Linked DNA regions of Homo sapiens: region 2 is linked to region 1. Evidence: chromatin loops called from intact Hi-C (ENCODE). Cell type or tissue: IMR-90. All regions are shown on one strand. Each heading gives the region's core, and the rest is flanking DNA. Links, peaks and the distances in the headings are about the cores only.

Region 1 (9,389 bases), core at 863-8,862:
AGCCACCATGCCCAGTCGATATCTCACTTTTTATTTTGCCATGGATGAGAGTCCTGGGTGTGAGGAACACCTCCCACCAGGCTAGAGGCAACTGCCCAGGAAGGACTGTGCTTCCGTCACCTCTAAATCCCTTGCAGATCCTTGATAAATGCCTCATGAAGACCAATCTCTTGAATCCCATATCTACCCAGAATTAACTCCATTCCAGTCTCTGCATGTAATCAGTTTTATCCACAGAAACATTTTCATTTTAGGAAATCCCTGGTTTTAAGTATCAATCCTTGTTCAGCTGGACAATATGAATCTTTTCCACTGAAGTTAGGGATGACTGTGATTTTCAGAACACGTCCAGAATTTTTCATCAAGAAGGTAGCTTGAGCCTGAAATGCAAAACCCATGGAGGAATTCTGAAGCCATTGTCTCCTTGAGTACCAACAGGGTCAGGGAAGACTGGGCCTCCTGAATTTATTATTGTTCTTTAAGAATTACAGGTTGAGGTAGTTGATGGTGGTAAACATTCTCTCAGGAGACAATAACTCCAGTGATGTTCTTCAAAGATTTTAGCAAAAACAGAGTAAATAGCATTCTCTATCAATATATAAATTTAAAAAACTATCTTTTTGCTTACAGTTTTAAATTCTGAACAATTCTCTCTTATATGTGTATTGCTAATCATTAAGGTATTATTTTTTCCACATATAAAGCTTTGTCTTTTTGTTGTTGTTGTTGTTTTTAAGATGGAGTTTCCCTCTGTTGCCAGGCTAGAGTGCAGTGGCATGATCTCGGCTTACTGCAACCTTTGCCTCCCAGGTTCAAGCGATTCTTCTGCCTCAGCCTCCCGAGTAGCTGGGACCACAGGTGCCTACCACCATGCCAGGCTAATTTTTGTATTTTTAGTAAAGACAGGGTTTCACCATATTGGCCAGGCTGGTCTCGAACTCCTGACCTTGTGATCTGCCCGCCTCCATTTTTGTTGTTATTTTTTGAGAAAGATAGATATGAGGTTTAGAGAGGGATGAAGAGGTGAGAGTAAGCCTTGTGTTAGTCAGAACTCTGTGTTGTGAATGTCATTCACAACAGAAAACCCAAAATATTATGCAAACTACTGTAAGCAAGAAAAATAAAGGAAAAATGGAAACATTTATTCCTTTGCATAATAGAAATTACCAGAGTTGTTCTGTCTTTAGATAAGGTTTGAACCAAAGCTCAAAACAATCAAGACCCTTTTCTGTATGTCCTTCTGTTCTGCCTTCCGCAGTGTAGGCTTTACCCTCAGGTGCTACACAGTATAGTTCTAGGGTTTCCCTCCCGATATCAAAAAGACTGTGGCCTGCCCAGCTCTCGTATCCCCAAGCCACACCATCTGGCTAAATGGACATCATGTTTTCTGGTGATGCCCAAAGAGGAGAGAGGAAGCTCTCTTTCCCAGATGCCCCAGCAAGTGTAACCTTGCATCTCATTGCTCTGGCTGAGTTGTGTGCCTGTTTCTGACCAATCACTGAGTCAGGAGGATGAAATATTCATATTGACTTAATTGCAGCTTAAGTTAGGGGTATGTAGAGGTATTTTCCCTAAAGCAAAATTGGGACACTGTTATCAGAAATAGGAGAGTGGATGATAGATGCAAAATAATACCTGTCCACAACAAACTCTTAATGCTGTGTTTGAGCTTTCATGAGTTTCCCAGAGAGACATAGCTGGAAAATTCCTATTGATTTTCTCTAAAATTTCAACAAGTAGCTAAAGTCTGGCTATGCTCACAGTCTCACATCTGGTTGGGGTGGGCTCCTTACAGAACACGCTTTCACAGTTACCCTAAACTCTCTGGGGCAGGGTTATTCCTTTGTGGAACCAGAGGCACAGAGAGAGTCAACTGAGGCCAAAAGAGGCCTGAGAGAAACTGAGGTCAAGATTTCAGGATTAATGGTCCTGTGATGCTTTGAAGTACAATTGTGGATTTGTCCAATTCTCTTTAGTTCTGTCAGCTTTTGCTTCATATATTTTAGCGCTCTATTATTAGATATATACATGTTTAGTATTATGTCTTATTGGTGCATTTACTCTCTTATCATTATGTAATGTCCTTCTTTATCTGTGATAATTTTCTGTGTTCTGAAGTCTACTTTGTCTAAAAATAACATACGCACTCAACTTCCTTTTCTTTCTTCCTTCCTTTCTTTCTTCCTTCCTTTCTTTCTCTCTCTCTCTCTTTCCTTCCTTCCTTCCTCCTTTTCTTTCTCTCTCTCTCTCTCTCTCTTTTTTTGACAGACTCTCGTTCTGTGGCCCTGGCTGGAGTTCAGTGGTGTGATCTTGGCTCACTGCTACCTCTACCATGAGCAATTCTCCTGCCTCAGCCTCCCAAGTAGCTGGAACTACAGGCTCATGCCACTGCGCCCAGCTAATTTTTGTATTTTTCGTAGAGACGGGGTTTCACCACATTCGTCAGGTTGGTTTCAAACTCCTGACTTTGTGATCCACCCGCCTCGGCCTCCCAAAGTGCTGGGATTACAGGCATGAGCCATCACACCTGGTCAACTTTCTTTTGATTAGTGTTTTTGTGGTATATCTTTTTCCATCATGTTACTTTAAATATATCTATATTATTGTATTTAAAATGTGTTTCTTACAGACTGCATGTAGTTGGGTATAATTTTTATCCAGTCTAAAAATATCTGTCTTTTAATTGGTGTTTAGACAATTTATATTTAATAAAATTGTTGAATTTAAGATGGATGACTGTTTTATTTGTTTGCTGTTCACCACTTCTGTTTTATTCTCTTTCCAGAATTCTTTTGGATTGTTTAAATATTTCATAATATTTTATCTTAATTTATTTATTGGGTATTTGCCTATATCTCTTTGTGGTATTTTTTAGTGGTTGCTTGAGGGATTACAATGTACTTAACTTTTCACAGTGTGCATAAAGTTAATATTTTGCCACTTGCAGTAAACCGTAGAAGGCTTATAATCATATTAGTACCTCTATCCACTTTCTTTTATGTTGTAGTTGTCATATATATTACATCTATATACACTGAAACATTATAGGCAATGTTATGATTTTTGCATTCGTCAGTCATATATATATTTTAAAGAATTTAAGAGGAGAAAAATACATATTCAGATATTCATCATTTCCTTTGTTCTTTATTAATTTCTAATGTTCTGTGTTTCTCTCTGGTGTAATTTCTCCTCAACCTGAAAAACTTTATTGAGCATTTATTTTAAAGCAAGTCTGTTGATGATGAATTCTCTTAGTTTTTCTTCATCTGAGAATGCCTTCATCTTTTCTACATTCCTGAAATATATTTTTACTGGATATAGAATTCTCAGTTGACAGTTCTTTCTTCTAGCATTTTATTTTATTTAGTTTATTTTTTTCAGTGCATTAAAGATGTTTCTGTCTTCTGGGACCCATGGTGTGTGTGTATATATATATATATTTTTTTTTCTCTTTATCTCAAAGGCTCTATGGTTTCAGATGAGAAACCTGCAGTCATAGTTTTCCCTTATGTGTAATTTATAATTTTTTCTTCCAGCTGCTTTCAAGATGCTTTCTTTACCTCTGATTTTCAATAGTTTGATTATGATGTGTCTGGGTGTTTTCAACTTTCACCCATTTTAGGGTTCATTAAACTTCTTGAATCTATAAATATAGGTCTTTCAGCAAATTTAGGACATTTTCTGCAGACATTTTTTATTTTTATTTTTGAGATTTGAGTGTTGCTATGTTGCCCAGGCTGGTCTCAAACTTCTGGGCTCAAGTAATCCTCCTGCCTTGGCTTCCCAAAGTGCTGAGATTATAGGTCTGAGCCACTGGATTTTCTCACCCTCAGAACTGTGAGCCAACAAATTTCTGTTCTTTATAAATTGCCCAGTCTGTGGTATTCTGCTATAGCAGCACAAAATGGGCTAAGATACTGGGCCGACCAGATTCCTCCAGGAATACGAATTAGGATGGATGTAAAACATGCAGATTCAGGACTCATGGGTCCTTCTGCCCTGCAGTGTAGAACAAGAAGAGGCCCAGCTGTGAGAAAGGTAGAGGCTTTGAGAGAAACAGAATTGAAAGTCAGAGAGAGAGAGAGAGAGAGAGAGATCTTGGATGCTTTCTACTTTTTGGTTCAGTCCTTCCTGAGATTTAACTATATCCCAACCCACGGGGGCCGTAAGACACCAGTTCCTGTATTTTTATGCCATCTCTCCTTTTAATGTGAGTTAGCTTGTATTTATTTTATGTACATCTAGAAAGTACACAGGGGGCTGAGCGCAGTGGCTCATGCCTGTAATCCCAGCACTTTGGGAGACCAAGGTGGGCAGATCACTTGAGGTCAGGAGTTCGAGACCTGCCTGACCAACATGGTGAAACTAAAAATACAAAAATCAGCTGGTTGTGGTGGCGTGCACCTGTAATCCCAGCTACTTGAGAGGCTGAGGCAGGAGAATCACTTGACCTGGGAGACAGAAGTTGCAGTGAGCCAAGATAGTGCCACTGCACTTCGGCCTGGGCAACAGAGAAAGACTCTGCCTCAAAAAAACAAGTAAATAAAAATAAAAAGTACACAGGGTTGGAAATTAAACTGTGACTGTGCCCAGGCACCAAGCTCAGGCTCAGTTAGGAAGAAAACTTGGCAACAGGATAATAGAGTCAAGTCATTAGGCACCCATAAGATTACACCTAAAACCCTAGCTTCACTTACATGTATTTTATTAGCAATTAACCTCCTAGCTTAGAAATCCCTTGTGGACAGAGACTTTGTATTTCATCTTTGAATTCTTTACAAAGATCATTGATTTATTCAGTAAATATTTATTGTCTATTTTATACTGGGTACATCATAATCTTAAAAATAGAAATAATAATATAATTATCATTTTGAAGTAGCTGCTTGAAATACATTATTTTATTTACTCTTTACAACATCTTGTACATTAAATATCATTGACCCCATTGTTAGATAAGAAAACTGAAGCTTAGAGAAGATAATTAACTGGCTCAAAGCTGCAGCTAGTAAATTGTAGAGCAAAGATTCATAGCCAGAGCTGCCTGATACCAAAAGCTATGCTGTTATGAAAAATAAACCCCAATTTCATTGGACTTTTTTTCTTTATAGTTTCAAGACATTGGGGGATAGAGTTATACAACCTGTAGCCTTAATGTTAGCAATCCTGTAAATACCGGTAATGGAAGAACTTGCCTTTGTAAAATGAGTCATTCAATTTGTTATGTGGCAGAAAGTCCGGTTGTTTAAAGAAAATATGATGAAATGTCTCACTCATCTTTCACGTGGGCAAGTTCTGAGGACTGCACTGAGGTTCTTTGTAGTGTGGTGCTAGAAAATAAGGGCCTTCCAAAATAGTTTGTTCATGCCAGCTGAAATAGCTTAAGTCAATGCTCAACCTTTCTTTATCTAAAAAATTCTATAACTTAAGGCCAGGCACGGTGGCTCATGCCTGTAATCCCAGCACTTTGGGAGGCCGAGGCCAATGGATTACCTGAGATCAGGAGTTTGAGACCAGCCTGGGCAACATGGTGAAATCCCGTCTCTACTAAAAACACAAAAACTAGCCGGGCATGGTGGCTGGCGCCTGTAATCCCAGCTACTCAGGAGGCTGAGGCAGGAGAATCACTGGAACCTGGGAGGCGGAGGTTGCCGTGAGACAAGATAGTGCCATTGTACTCCAGCCTGGGCAACAGAGTGAGACTCCATCTCAAAACAAAACAAAACAAAACAAACAAAAAAAACTATAACTTAAAGATAGAATGTTATTTCCCTGGTATGATAAAGAATAACAAATTGTAAATAATATCCAACATTATAATTAATAGCAAAACACTAAATAAATCCCCATTAAAATTGGTACAAAACAAGGGTGCTTGCTTTCACCATTCTAACTTTAACAATGTTCTGGGAAATTCCGTTGATTTGTCCTCTTATCTTTGAACTTCCTCTTGTTTTATTTTATTCATGTTCTTATCACAGTCTTCCAAAAACAGGAATTCATGGAGAGTTTTGTGGGTTTTTCTAAATTTTGGTATATATATACATATATATAGCAAATATAGATAATGTATGTATAGCAAATATATTTATATATATATATATATATTACATATATATATATTTCCCAGACTGGGTTCTTGGCATGTTGTTCATTTCTTTTTTTTGTTGCTTTTCTGTAGTATACCTGGCTGATCCAGCTTGCTTGTGTTGAACGTGGGTCTTTCTAGACTTTGTTTGCTCTGATACAGTGAGCATGACTGCCATCTCTGATACTTGCATGTCTCACCTCCCAGCCACAGAGCAAGAGCTGAAATCTCATTTTCTTTCCACTTTTCTGAGACGGAGGGAAGAGAGAATAGAAGCAGACTCTGGGGATTGTGCAGCCTTTGTTGGGTAACCTGGCTTTTACTCTCTCTTCTAAAATGCTGTTAAATGTTTGGTACCACAAATTAACCCATCTCGTTGGCCATGCATCCTATTCCCATGGTGGAATACCTCTAGGTCCACAGGTTCCTAGTAACCCCTAGGAACCATCAGCTCTTCCACAGAGATCTTGAGATATGCTAGTTTGTACTCTGACAGGAGTCTGTACTCTGACAGGTTTTTTCTAGACTTTTCCTTGGGATACTTACTTACCTGTTGAGTCTTCTTTGCCCCAGGTTGAGGAGAACTCACAGGAATTTGTCCAATCCTCTTCTTTTTAGTATAGTCTTGGTGGGTGGGAGGCTACAGTGATATTAGAAGCCTTGCCATGCTCTGGCAGAATCTTTTGTTTCCTTCCTCAATAGCCATGTTTTGAAGTCTGTGACTTGTCATTACACCCTTTTCTTAATTTTGCTTCTGGTGAATTTTCAGGGGTGTTAATGTTTTTCTTTTTTGATGGTCATTTGAAAGAGCACACAGGTGAGACTGTATAAGATTTTTAAAAACAGTAATTTAGGTGGGATAGGCAGCTAACCTTGCTAGGTACTGAAAACATATTACAAAATCATAGCAGTTAAAACAGAGTATCCTGGCTCAGGCGCGGTGGCTCAAGCCTGTAATTTCAGCACTTAGGGAGGCCGAGGTGGGTGGATCACTTGAAGTCAGGAGTTCGAGACCAGCCTGGCCAACATGGTGAAACCCTGTCTCTACTAAAAACACAAAAATTAGCCGGGCTTGGTGGACATGCCTGTAGTCCCAGCTACTCAGGAGGCCGAGGCAGGACAATTGCTTGAACCTGGGAAGTGGAGGCTGCAGTGAGCTGAGAATGTGCTGCCGCACTCCAGCCTGAGCAACAGAGTGAGACTCTATTTCAAACCCCCACCGCGCCCCCCCAAAACAGAGTATCCCTAGCATAAGAATAGACAGACAGGTTAATGAAAGATAAGAGTGACCAGAATTAGACCCTAAGATATGTGGAACTTTAATATGTGATAAAAGATTTATGCACTTTAGTTATTTAGAAAAAAAGGAACACTCTTGGCCTCTTCCTCATATATACTTGAAAAATATTGCAAATAGTCCCTCTCCCTCTCCCTCTCCCTCTCCCTCTCCCTCTCCCTCTCCCTCTCCCTCTCCCTCTCCCTCTCCCTCTCCCTCTCCCTCTCCCTCTCCCTCTCCCTCTCCCTCTCCCTCTCCCTCTCCCTCTCCCTCTCCCTCTCCCTCTCCCTCTCCCTCTCCCTCTCCCTCTCCCTCTCCCTCTCCCTCTCCCTCTCCCTCTCCCTCTCCCTCTCCCTCTCCCTCTCCCTCTCCCTCTCCCTCTCCCTCTCCCTCTCCCTCTCCCTCTCCCTCTCCCTCTCCCTCTCCCTCTCCCTCTCCCTCTCCCTCTCCCTCTCCCTCTCCCTCTCCGTCTCCCTCTGATGCCGAGCCAAAGCTGGACGGTACTGCTGCCATCTCGGCTCACTGCAACCTCCCTGCCTGATTCTCCTGCCTCAGCCTGCCGAGTGCCTGCGATTGCAGGCGCGCGCTGCCACGCCTGACTGGTTTTCGGTTTTTTTTTGGTGGAGACGGGGTTTCGCTGTGTTGGCCGGGCTGCTCTCCAGCTCCTAACCGCGAGTGATCCGCCAGCCTCGGCCTCCCGAGGTGCCGGGATTGCAGATGAAGTCTCGTTCACTCAGTGCTCAGTGGTGTCCAGGCTGGAGTGCAGCGGCGTGATCTCGGCTCGCTACAACCACCTCCCAGCCGCCTGCCTTGGCCTCCCAAAGAGCCGAGAGTGCAGCCTCTGCCCGGCCGCCACCCCGTCTGGGAAGTGAGGAGCGTCTCTGCTTGGCCACCCATCGTCTGGGATATGAGGAGCCCCTCTGCCTGGCTGCCCAGTCTGGAAAGTGAGGAGCGTCTCTGCCCGGCCGCCATCCCATCTAGGAAGCGAGGAGCGCCTCTTCCCGGCTGCCATCCCATCTAGGAAGTGAGGAGCGTCTCTGCCCGGCCGCCCATCGTCTGAGATGTGGGGAGCACCTCTGCCCCACCGCCCTGTCTGGGATGTGAGGAGCGCCTCTGCTGGGCCGCAACCCTGTCTGGGAGGTGAGGAGCGTCTCTGCCCCGCCGCTCCGTCTGAGAAGTGAGGAAACCCTCTGCCTGGCAACCGCCCCGTCTGAGAAGTGAGGAGCCCCTCCGTCCGGCAACCACCCCGTCTGGGAAGTGAGGAGCGTCTCCGCCCGGCAGCCACCCCGTCCGGGAGGTGAGGGGCTCCTCTGCCCGGCCGCCCCTACTGGGAAGTGAGGAGCCCCTCTGCCCGGCCAGCCGCCCCGTCCGGGAGGGAGGTGGGGGGGTCAGCCCCCCGCCCGGCCAGCCGCCCCGTCCGGGAGGGGGGAGGGGGGGTCAGCCCCCCGCCTGGCCAGCCGCCCCGTCCGGGAGGTGAGGGGCGCCTCTGCCCGGCCACCCCTACTGGGAAGTGAGGAGCCCCTCTGCCCGGCCAGCCGCCCCGTCCGGGAGAGAGGCGGGGGGGGGGGGTCGGCCAGCCGCCCCGTCCGGGAGGGAGGTGGGGGGGTCAGCCCCCCTTCCGGCCGGCCGCCCTGTCCGGGAGGTGAGGGGCGCCTCTGCCTGGCCGCCCCTACTGGGAAGTGAGGACCCCTCTGCCCGGCCAGCCGCCCCGTCCGGGAGGGAGGTGGGGGGGACAGCCCCCCGCCCGGCCAGCCGCCCTATCCAGGAGGTGAGGGGCGCCTCTGCCCGGCCGCCCCTACTGGGAAGTGAGGAGCCCCTCTGCCTGGCCAGCCGCCCCGTCCGGGAGGGTAGTGGGGGGGTCAGCCCCCCGCCCGGCCAGCCGCCCCATCCGGGAGGTGAGGGGCGCTTCTGCCCGGCCGCCCCTACTGGGAAGTGAGGAGCCCCTCTGCCCGGCCACGACCCCGTCTGGGAGGTGTGCCCAGCGGCTCATTGGGGATGGGCCATGATGACAATGGCGGTTTT
Region 2 (9,389 bases), core at 602-8,601, 290 kb after region 1:
ATAAAAAACACAAAAATTAGCCAGGTGTGGTGGCACACACAGCTACTCGGGAGGCTGAGGTGGGAGGATCACCTGAGCCTGGGAGGTCAGAGGCTGCAGTGAGCAGGGATGCCATGCCCCTGCACTCCAGCCTGGGTAACATACTGAGACCCTGTCTCAAAAAAGGAAAAAGAGTCCCATGTGAAACTGTCTTGACATAGTCTTTTGGGGAAGACAAGTCTTTAAAAAGTTTTAAGTAAGTTTATAGTAACTGAGCTATTTAGACCAATTTTGGGAAGTTATATTTTAATAAAATTGTTTTATTAGAACATTATATATTATATCCAGGTTTTCAAATTTAGTAGCACAGGGTTTAGTAAAGTATTATTTTATTGTTTTGTTAAGTTAATCTCTACCTGTAATTGTTTCGTTTATTATATCTCATTTATATAATTAAATTTTTTCTTTAAAAATTAGAAAAACAGGCCGGGCGCAGTGGCTTACGCCTGTACTCCCAGCACTTTGGGAGGCCGAGGCAGGCGGATCACAAGGTCAGGAGATGGAGACCATCCTGGCTAACAGGGTGAAACCCCATCTCTACTAAAAAATACAAAGAAAAAAACTAGCTGGGTGTGGTCGTGGGCGCCTGTAGTCCCAGCTACTCGGCAGGCCTGAGGTAGGAGAATGGTGTGAAACTGGGAGGCAGAGCTTGCAGTGAGCCAAGATCATGCCACTGCACTCCAGCCTGGGTGACAGAGCGAGACTCTGACCAAAAAAAAAAAAAAAAAAAATTAGAAAAACAGCAAGTTTATTGCTTTGAACACTGCCCAGCAAAGAACCAACTTTTGGACCCTTTAAAAATATTCTGACATTTGGCCGAGTGTGGTGGCTCACACCTGTAATCCCAGCACTTTGGGAGGCCAAGGTGGGTGGATCGCCTGAGGTCAGGAGTTTGAGAACAGACTGACCAAGAGGGTGAAACCCCATCGCTACTAAAAATACAAAAATTAGCTGGGCATAGTGACAGGTGCCTGTAAGCTCAGCTACTCGGAGGCTGAAGCAGGAGAATCACTTGAAGCTGGGAGGCAGAGGTTTCAGTGAGCCAAGATCGTACCACCGGACTCCAGCCTAGGCAACAGAGTAAGACTCTGTCTCAAAAAAAAAAAAAAAAAAAAAATTCTGACTTTTAAAAAAATTTTGGATTTATTCAATATCTGCCTTTTTCTTTATTAATACCATCCCTCTACTTTCCTTCTATTTATTTTTATTGCTCTTTTTCTAAATTCTAACATTGGATACTTACTTCAATTATTTTAGTTTTGTTTATTAATGTAAGAATTTAGGCCATAGAATTTCCTCTGAACACTTCCATAGTTATATCCCACAGGTTCTGATAAATTTCCATTTTATCCAAGAATTATTTAAAAATTGTGAAATCAAAATTTCCAGGTGGGAGGTAGAGGGGATCATGGCGGACGGGAGGCAGGACTAGATTGAAGTTCTGGACAGAGCAGCATGCAGAGGCTTGCATTGTGAATTTTAGCTCCAGATCAACTGCAAGAAAGAAACAGCAATCCCGAGAGGACCTACAGACCCTCGGAAGAAAGCGAACTGCTCCTGTAGGACCTGGGAGACACCCCAAATACTGTACCGCAGAAGAGGGAAAGGGAGACCCTCTTCTCCCGAACACACACCCCCACTGGAGAAGCTGAAGATCTGTTTGCAGAAGTTTCCAACTTTACCTGGAGCTGAGTCAAGTTAGAGAGCCAAGCAAAAATACAGGGGTAGAGGAAGCAGCAGAAAGGTCCCAGGAGCTTGCTGGGTCCCCAAGCAGCCCATTCCTGCCTGGCACCACAGGGAACCATAGGGAGGGTGGCCAGAGGACCAGTGAATAAAACTCCACAGGAAGAAGGAATTCTCTAGCTGAATTTTGTAACAACTTGAACAGGGTGAGAAGCCTCCTGGCCAGAACTCAGGGGAGGGCGGGAATCTGGAGCGCAGACTTCACAGGTAGGGGAAGAACTGAAGCCCTTTTCTTTCGCAGCTGGGAGACGGATAGCCTCGGGCAAGTTTTCAAGCATATCTCGTCCTCCACCTGGAAACAGACTTAGAGCTGTTGAGGGGAGCACGGCAGGAGTGAGACTGGCCCTTTGGTTTGCATGGGAGCCTGGTGAGGCCTGTGGCTACCAGCTTTCCTCCACTTCCCAGACAACCTGTGTGACTTAGCAGAGGCAGCCATAATCCTCCTAGGTACACAACTCCAATGACCTGGGAATCTCACCTCAATTCCCCACAGCAGCTTCAGCAAGACCCACCCAAGGAGAGTCTGAACTCAGACATGCCTAGGCCCACCCCCACCTGATGGTCCTTCCCTACCCACCCAGGCAGCAGAAGACAAAGGGCATATAACCTTGAGTGTTCTAGGGCTGCACCCACTGCCAGTCTCTCTCCACACTGCTACAGCTAATGCTTTCTGAAAAGCGCCACCTCCTGGCAGGAGGCCAACCAGCACAAAAATAGAGCATTAAACCACCAAAGCTAAAGACCCTCATGGAGTCCATTGCACCATCGGCCACCTCCACTGGAACAGGAGCTTGTATCCATGGCTGAGAGAACCATAGACAGTTCAAATCACAGGACTCTGTGCAGACAACCCCCTGCATCAGCCCAGAGCTGGGTAGACTCGCTGGGTGGCTAGACCCAGACAAATATCACTGCAGTTTGTCTCACAGGAAGCCACATCTATAGGAAAAAGGGGAGAGTCAAGGGAACACCCTGTGGGACAAAAGAAACTGAACAAAAGGCTTCAGCCCTAGACCTTCCCTCTGAAAGAGCCTATCCAAATGAGAAGGAACCAGAAAACCAACCCAGGTAATATGATAAAACAAGGCCCTTCAACACCCCCCACTAAAATCATACTACTTCATCAACAATGGATCCAAACCAAGAAGAAATCCCTGATTTACCTGAAAAACAATTCAGGTGGTTAGTTATTAAGCTAATCAGGGAAGGATCAGAGAAAGGCGAAGCCCAATGCAAGGAAATCCAAAAAATGATACAAGAAATGAAGGGAGAAATATTCAAGGAAATAGATAGCTTAAAGAAAAAACAATAAAAAAATTCAGGAAACTTTAGTCACACTTTTAGAAATGCAAAATGCTCTGGAAAGTCTCCGCAATAGAATTGAACAAACAGAAGAAAGAAATTCAGAGCCTGAGGACAAAGTCTTCAAATTAACCCAATCCAACAAAGAAAAAAAATAAGAAAATATGAACAAAGCCTCCAAGAAGTCTGGGGTTATGTTAAATGATGAAACCTAAGAATAATCAGTGCTCCTGAGGAAGAAGAGAATTCTAAAAGCCTGGAAAACATATTGGGGGGAATAATTGAGGAAAACTTCCCCGGCCTTGCGACAGACCTAGACATCTAAATACAAAAAGCACAAAGAACACCTGGTAAATTCATCGCAAAAGATCTTTGCCTAGGCACATTGTTATCAGGTTATCCAAAGTTAAGATGAAGGAAAGAATCTTAAGAGCTGTGAGACAGAAGATGCAGGTAACCTATAAAGGCAAACCTATCAGATTAACAGCAGATTTCTTTGCAGAAACCCTACAAGCTAGAAGGGATGGGGGACCTATCTTCAGCCTCCTCAAACATAATAATTATCAGCCAAGAATTTTGTATTCGGTGAAACTAAGCATCACATATGAAGGAAAGATACAGTCATTTTCAGACAAACAAATGCTGAGAGAATTTGCCATTACCAAGCCACCATTATAAGAACTGCTAAGAGGAGCTCTAAATCTTGAAACAAATCCTGGAAACACATCAAAACAGAACCTCGTTAAAGCATAAATCACACAGGACCTGTAAGACAAAAATACAAGTGAAAAAGCAAAAACAAAAACCGAAAAACCCCAAAGTACACCAGCAACAAAGGGCACGTTGAAAGCAATGGTACCTCACATTTCAATACTAACATTTAATGTAAATGGCCTAAATGCTCCACTTGAAAGATACAGAAACACAGAGTGGATAAGAACTCACCAACAAACTATCTGCTGCCTTCAGGAGACTCACCTAACACATAAGGACTCACATAAACTTAAAGTAAAGGGGTGGAAGAAGGCATTTCATGCACATGGACACCAAAAGTGAGCAGAGGTAGCTATTCTTATATCAGATGAAATAAATTTTAAAGCAACAGTGATTAAAAGAGACAGAGAGGGACAATTACATAATGATAAAAGGCTTTGTCCAACAGGAAAATATCACAATCCTAAATGTATATGCACCTAACAAACGTTGGATCTCCCAAATTTATAAAATGATTACTAGCAGACCTAAGAAATGAGATAGACAGCAACACAATAATAGTGGGGGACTTCAATACTCCACTGACAGCACTAGACAGGTCATCAAGAAAGTCAACAAAGAAACCATGGATTTAAACTATACCTTGGAATAAATGGACTTAACAGATATATACGGAACAACCACAGAATACACATTCTATTCAACAGTGCATGGAACTTTCTCCAAGATAGAGAATATGATAGGCCATAAAATGAGCCTCAATAAATGTAAGAAAATTGAAATTATATCAAGCACTCTCTCACACCACAGTGGAATAAAACTTGAAATCAACTCCAAAAGGAACCTTCAAAAACATGCAAATACATGGAAAGTAAATAACCTGCTCCTGAATGAGCATTGGGTCAGAAATGAAATCAAGATGGAAATTAAAAAATTATTTGATCTGAATGACAATAATGACACAACCTATCAAAACCTCTAAGCTACAGCAAAGGAGGTGTTAAGAGGAAAGTTCATAGCCCTAAATGCCTACATCAAAAAGTCTGAAAGAGCACAAACAGGCAATCTAAGGTCACACCTCAAGGAACTAGAGAAACAAGAACAAACCAAACCCAAACCCAGCAGAAGAAAGAAAATAACCCAGATCAGAGCAGAACTAAATGAAATTGGAACAAAAGAAAATACAAAAGATAAATGAAACAAAAAGCCGGTTCTTTGAAAACATAAATAAAATTGATAGACTGTTAGCAAGGCTAACCAAGAAAAGAAGAGAGAAAATCCAAATAACCTTATTAAGAAATGAAACAGAAGATATTACAACTGACACTACTGAAATACAAAAGATCATTCAAGGCTACTATGAACACCTTTATGCACATAAACTAGAAAACCTAGAATAGATAGATAAATTCTAGAAAAATACAACCCTCCTAGCTTAAATCAGGAAGAATTAGATACCTAGAACAGACCAGTAACAAGCAGCGAGATTGAAATGGTAACTTCAATATTACCAACAAAAAAAGTTAGAACCAGATGGATTCACAGTAGAATTCTACCAGACATTCAAAGAATTGATACCAATCCTTTTGAACTGTTCCAGGAGAGAGAGAAAGAAGGAACCCTCCCTATTCATTCTCTGAATCCAGCATCACCCCTAATAACAAAACCAGGAAAGAATATAACCAAAAAAGGAAACTACAGACCAATATCCTTGATGAACATAGATGCTAAAATCCTTAACAAAATACTAGCTAAGCAAAGCAAACAACATATCAAAAAGATAATCCACCATGATCAAGTGGATTTCACACCAGGGATGCAGGGATGGTTTAATGTATGCAAGTCAATAAATGTGATACATGACATAAACAGAATTAAAAACAAAAATCACGTGATTATCTCAATAGATGTAGAAAAAGTATTTGACAAAATCCAGCATCCTTTATGATTAAAACTCTCAGCAAAATCGACATACAAAGGACATACCTTAACGTAATAAAAGCCATCTATGACAAAACCACAGAAAACATAATACTGAATGGGGAAAAGTTCAAAGCATTCCCTCTGAGAACTGGAACAAGACAAGGATGTCCACTCTCACCACTCCTCTTCAGCATAGTACTGGAAGTGCTAGCCAGAGCAATCAGACAAGAGAAAGAAATAAAAGGCATCCAAATTGATAAAGAGGCAGTCAAACTGTCATTGTTTTCTGATGATATGATGGTTTACCTTGAGAACCCTAAGGACTCCTCCAGAAAGCTCCTAGAACTGATAAATGAATTGAGCAAAGTTTCCAGATACAAGATTAATGTACACAAATCAGTAGCTCTTCTACATATCAACAGCGACCAAGCAGAGAATCAAATCAAGAACTCAACCACTTTTACAATAGCTATTAAACAAAATACTTAGGAATATACCTAACAAAAGAATTGAAAGACCTCTGCAAGGAAAACTATGAAACACTGCTGAAAGAAATCACAGAGGACACAAACAAATGGAAACATATCCCATGCTCATGGATGGGTAGAATGAATATTGTGAAAATGACCATACTGCCAAAAGCAATCTACAAATTCAATGCACTCATCATCAAAATACCATCATTCTTCACAGAATTAGAAAAAACAGTTCTAAAATCCATATGGAACCAAAAAAGAGCCCGCATAGCCAAAGCAAGACTAAGCAAAAAGAGGAAATCTGGAGGCATCACATTACCTGATTTCATACTATACTATAAGGCCATAGTCACCAAAATAGCATGGTACTGGTATAAAAATAGGCACATAGACCAATGAAGCAGAATAGAGAACCCAGAAATAAACCCAAATACTTACAGCCAACCAACTGATCTTCGACAAAGCAAACAAAAATGTAAAGTGGGGAAAGGACTTCCTTTTCAACAAATGATGCTGGGATAATTGGCTAGCTGCATGTAGGAGAATGAAACTGGATCCTCATCTCTCACCTTATACAAAAATCAACTCAAGATGGATTAAGGACTTAAACCTAAGACCTGAAAGTGTAAAAATTCTAGACGATAACATTGGAAAAACCCTTCTAGACATTGGCTTAGGCAAGGATTTCCTGACCAAGAACCCAAAAGCAAATGCAATAAAAACAAAGATAAATAGCTGGGACCCAATTAAACTAAAGAGCTTTTGCATGGCAAAAGGAACAGTCAGCAAAGTAAACAGACAACCCACAGAGTGGGAGAAAATCTTCACAATCTATACATCTGACAAAAGACTAATAACAAGAATCTGCAATGAACTCAAACAAATCAGTAAGAAAAAAACAAACAATCCCACCAAAAAAGTGGGCTAAGGACATGAATAGTCAATTCTCAAAAGAAGATGTACAAATGTCCAACAAACATATGAAAAAATGCTCAACATCACTAATGATCAGGGAAATGCAAATCAAAATCACAATGTGATACCATCTTACTCCTGCAAGAATGGCCATAATCAAAAAATCAAAAAACAGTAGATGTTGGCGTGGATGCAGTGAACAGGGAACACTTCTACACTGCTAGTGGGAATGTAAACTAGTAGAGCCACTATGGAAAACAGTGTGGAGATTCCTTAAAGAACTAAAAGTGGAACTACAGTTTGATCCAGCAATCCCACTACTGGGTGTCTATCCAGAGGAAAAGAAGTCATTATTCGAAAAAGATACTTGCACACTCATGTTTATAGAAGCACAATTCGCAATTGCAAAATCATGGAACCAACTCAAATGCCTATCAATCAAAGAGTGGATAAAGAAACTGTGGTATATATATATATATATGATGGAATACTATGCAGCCATAAAAAGGAATGAATTAACAGCATTTGCAGTGACCTAGATGAGATTGGGGACTATTATTCTAAGTGAAGTAACTCAGGAATGGAAAACCAAACATCGTATGTTCTCACTGATATGTGGGAGCTAAGCTATGAGGATGCAAAGGCGTAAGAATGATACAATGAACTTTGGGGACTTGAGGGGAAGAGTGGAAGAGGGACGAAGGATAAAAGACTACAAATATGCTGCAGTGTATACAGCTCGGAAGATGGGTGCATCAAAATCTCACAAATCACCACTAAAGAACTTATGCAACCAAATACCACCTGTACCCCCATAACTTATGGGAAAAAAAATTCCAGGTGGTAGAATTTTGTTTTAAAAACTTTATATTGCTAGTTTTCATATTTATTATTAGAGAAAGTTGTCTATTAATAGTATTTCTCTGCTTAAAAAATTATTGATGCTTTCTTGTGGCCTAATAGGTAATCAGCTTTTTTTGTGTGTGTGAGGGAGTCTCACTCTGCTGTCCAGGCTGGAGTGCAGTGGTACGATCTCGACTCACTACAACCTCCGCCTTCCGGGTTCAAGTTATTCTCCTGCCTCAGTCTCCCAAGTAGCTGGGACTACATGCATGCACCACCACTCCTGGCTAATTTTTGTATTTTTAGTAGGGACGGGGTTTCACCATGTTGGCCAGGCTGGTCTTGAACTCCTGGCCTTAAGTGATCCATCCGTGCTGGCCTCCCAAAGTGCTGGGATTATAGGCTTGGTCAACTGTGTCTGGCAGTGATCAAGTTTCATGACTGTTCCCTTCCGTGGTTTCCTAGAAGAAAGGTGAGTTTTCCCCCTCAAGGTGTGTAATTTGGTATAAAATGCATCAACAAGTTATTATGTTATTTAGGTCCTCTGTATCCTTCTTTATTCATTTTTGTTTACTTGGAATTTCTTGGACTAAGAGTGATGAAGCCTCTTTCTACTAAAATATTTTTAATCTGTTTTTTCTTATAACTCTTGCAATTTTTGTTTATGAATATTGATATTGATGCATAAATATTCATAATTACCATTTTTAATTGTTATTTGTATACTTTAACACTCTAAAGCACTTTTTTTTTCACTCTGCCACCCAGGCTGGAGTGTAGTAGCGTGATCTCGGCTCACTGCAACCTCCGCCTCCCAGGTTCAAGCAATTCTCCTGCCTCAGCCTACCAAGTAGCTGGGATTGCAGGCATGTGCCACCATGCACATCTAATTTTGTATTTTTAGTAGAGACGGGGTTTCACTATCTTGGTCAGGCTGGTCTCAAACTCCTGACCTCAGGTGATCCGCCCGCCTCGGCCTCCCAAAGTGCTGGGATTACAGGTGTGAGTCACTGTGCCCAGCCTATAAAAGCACTTCTTGAGACATCCCATTTGATACTGTTTTCCTTAAATTTATCTTATCTGATATAAGAGAATGATCCCTCTCTTCACTTTTTTTCCTCCACTTATCTAGTACATATATGTTTGCCCACCATTTTACTTTCAAAGTTTTCGACCCCTTTGTTTTAAGAGTCTCTTATATACAGTATAAATGTCTGATGCAGGAAAACCTCACCTCATTCAAAAATGGGGTCGCCAAAAAGAACTGCAACTGTTTTTTACACTGTAAAAATTAATACTTAAAACTCAGAATCTAAGGAGTATTTTTGCTTGCCTAAAACTAAGGCCTGGCTCATCTTCAATATGAAACTCCCATAAATATCTGATGCAGGAAAACCTCACCTCATTCAAAAATAGGGTCGCCAAAAAGAACTG

The links. Peaks named below come from ENCODE experiments on the same cell type or tissue, not always from the same donor. Only the 100,000 strongest peaks of a DNase experiment are listed, where the experiment ranks them.
Region 2: a loop joins it to region 1, with 3 times the contacts of the local background. A loop is called at or near these places in 95 of 110 quality-filtered maps.

Annotation. Positions count from the first base shown.
Region 1 is chr3:186,855,737-186,865,125 of GRCh38, forward strand. ADIPOQ (adiponectin, C1Q and collagen domain containing) reads left to right here. Exons shown (of 3, transcript NM_004797.4): 3 at 1-2,727. ADIPOQ-AS1 (ADIPOQ antisense RNA 1) reads right to left here and starts at 5,632. Exons shown (of 4, transcript NR_046662.2): 1 at 5,497-5,632; 2 at 1-380. RefSeq lists enhancers at 5,144-5,438, 9,206-9,389. In IMR-90, for the core only: no CTCF peak of the experiment used is centred there; a DNase peak (open chromatin) is centred at 5,255.
Region 2 is chr3:187,148,344-187,157,732 of GRCh38, forward strand. No RefSeq gene overlaps it. Among named protein-coding and RNA genes, the nearest start is that of RPL39L, 14 kb to the left of the region's middle. In IMR-90, for the core only: no CTCF peak of the experiment used is centred there; no DNase peak of the experiment used is centred there; H3K27me3 peaks cover 239 bases.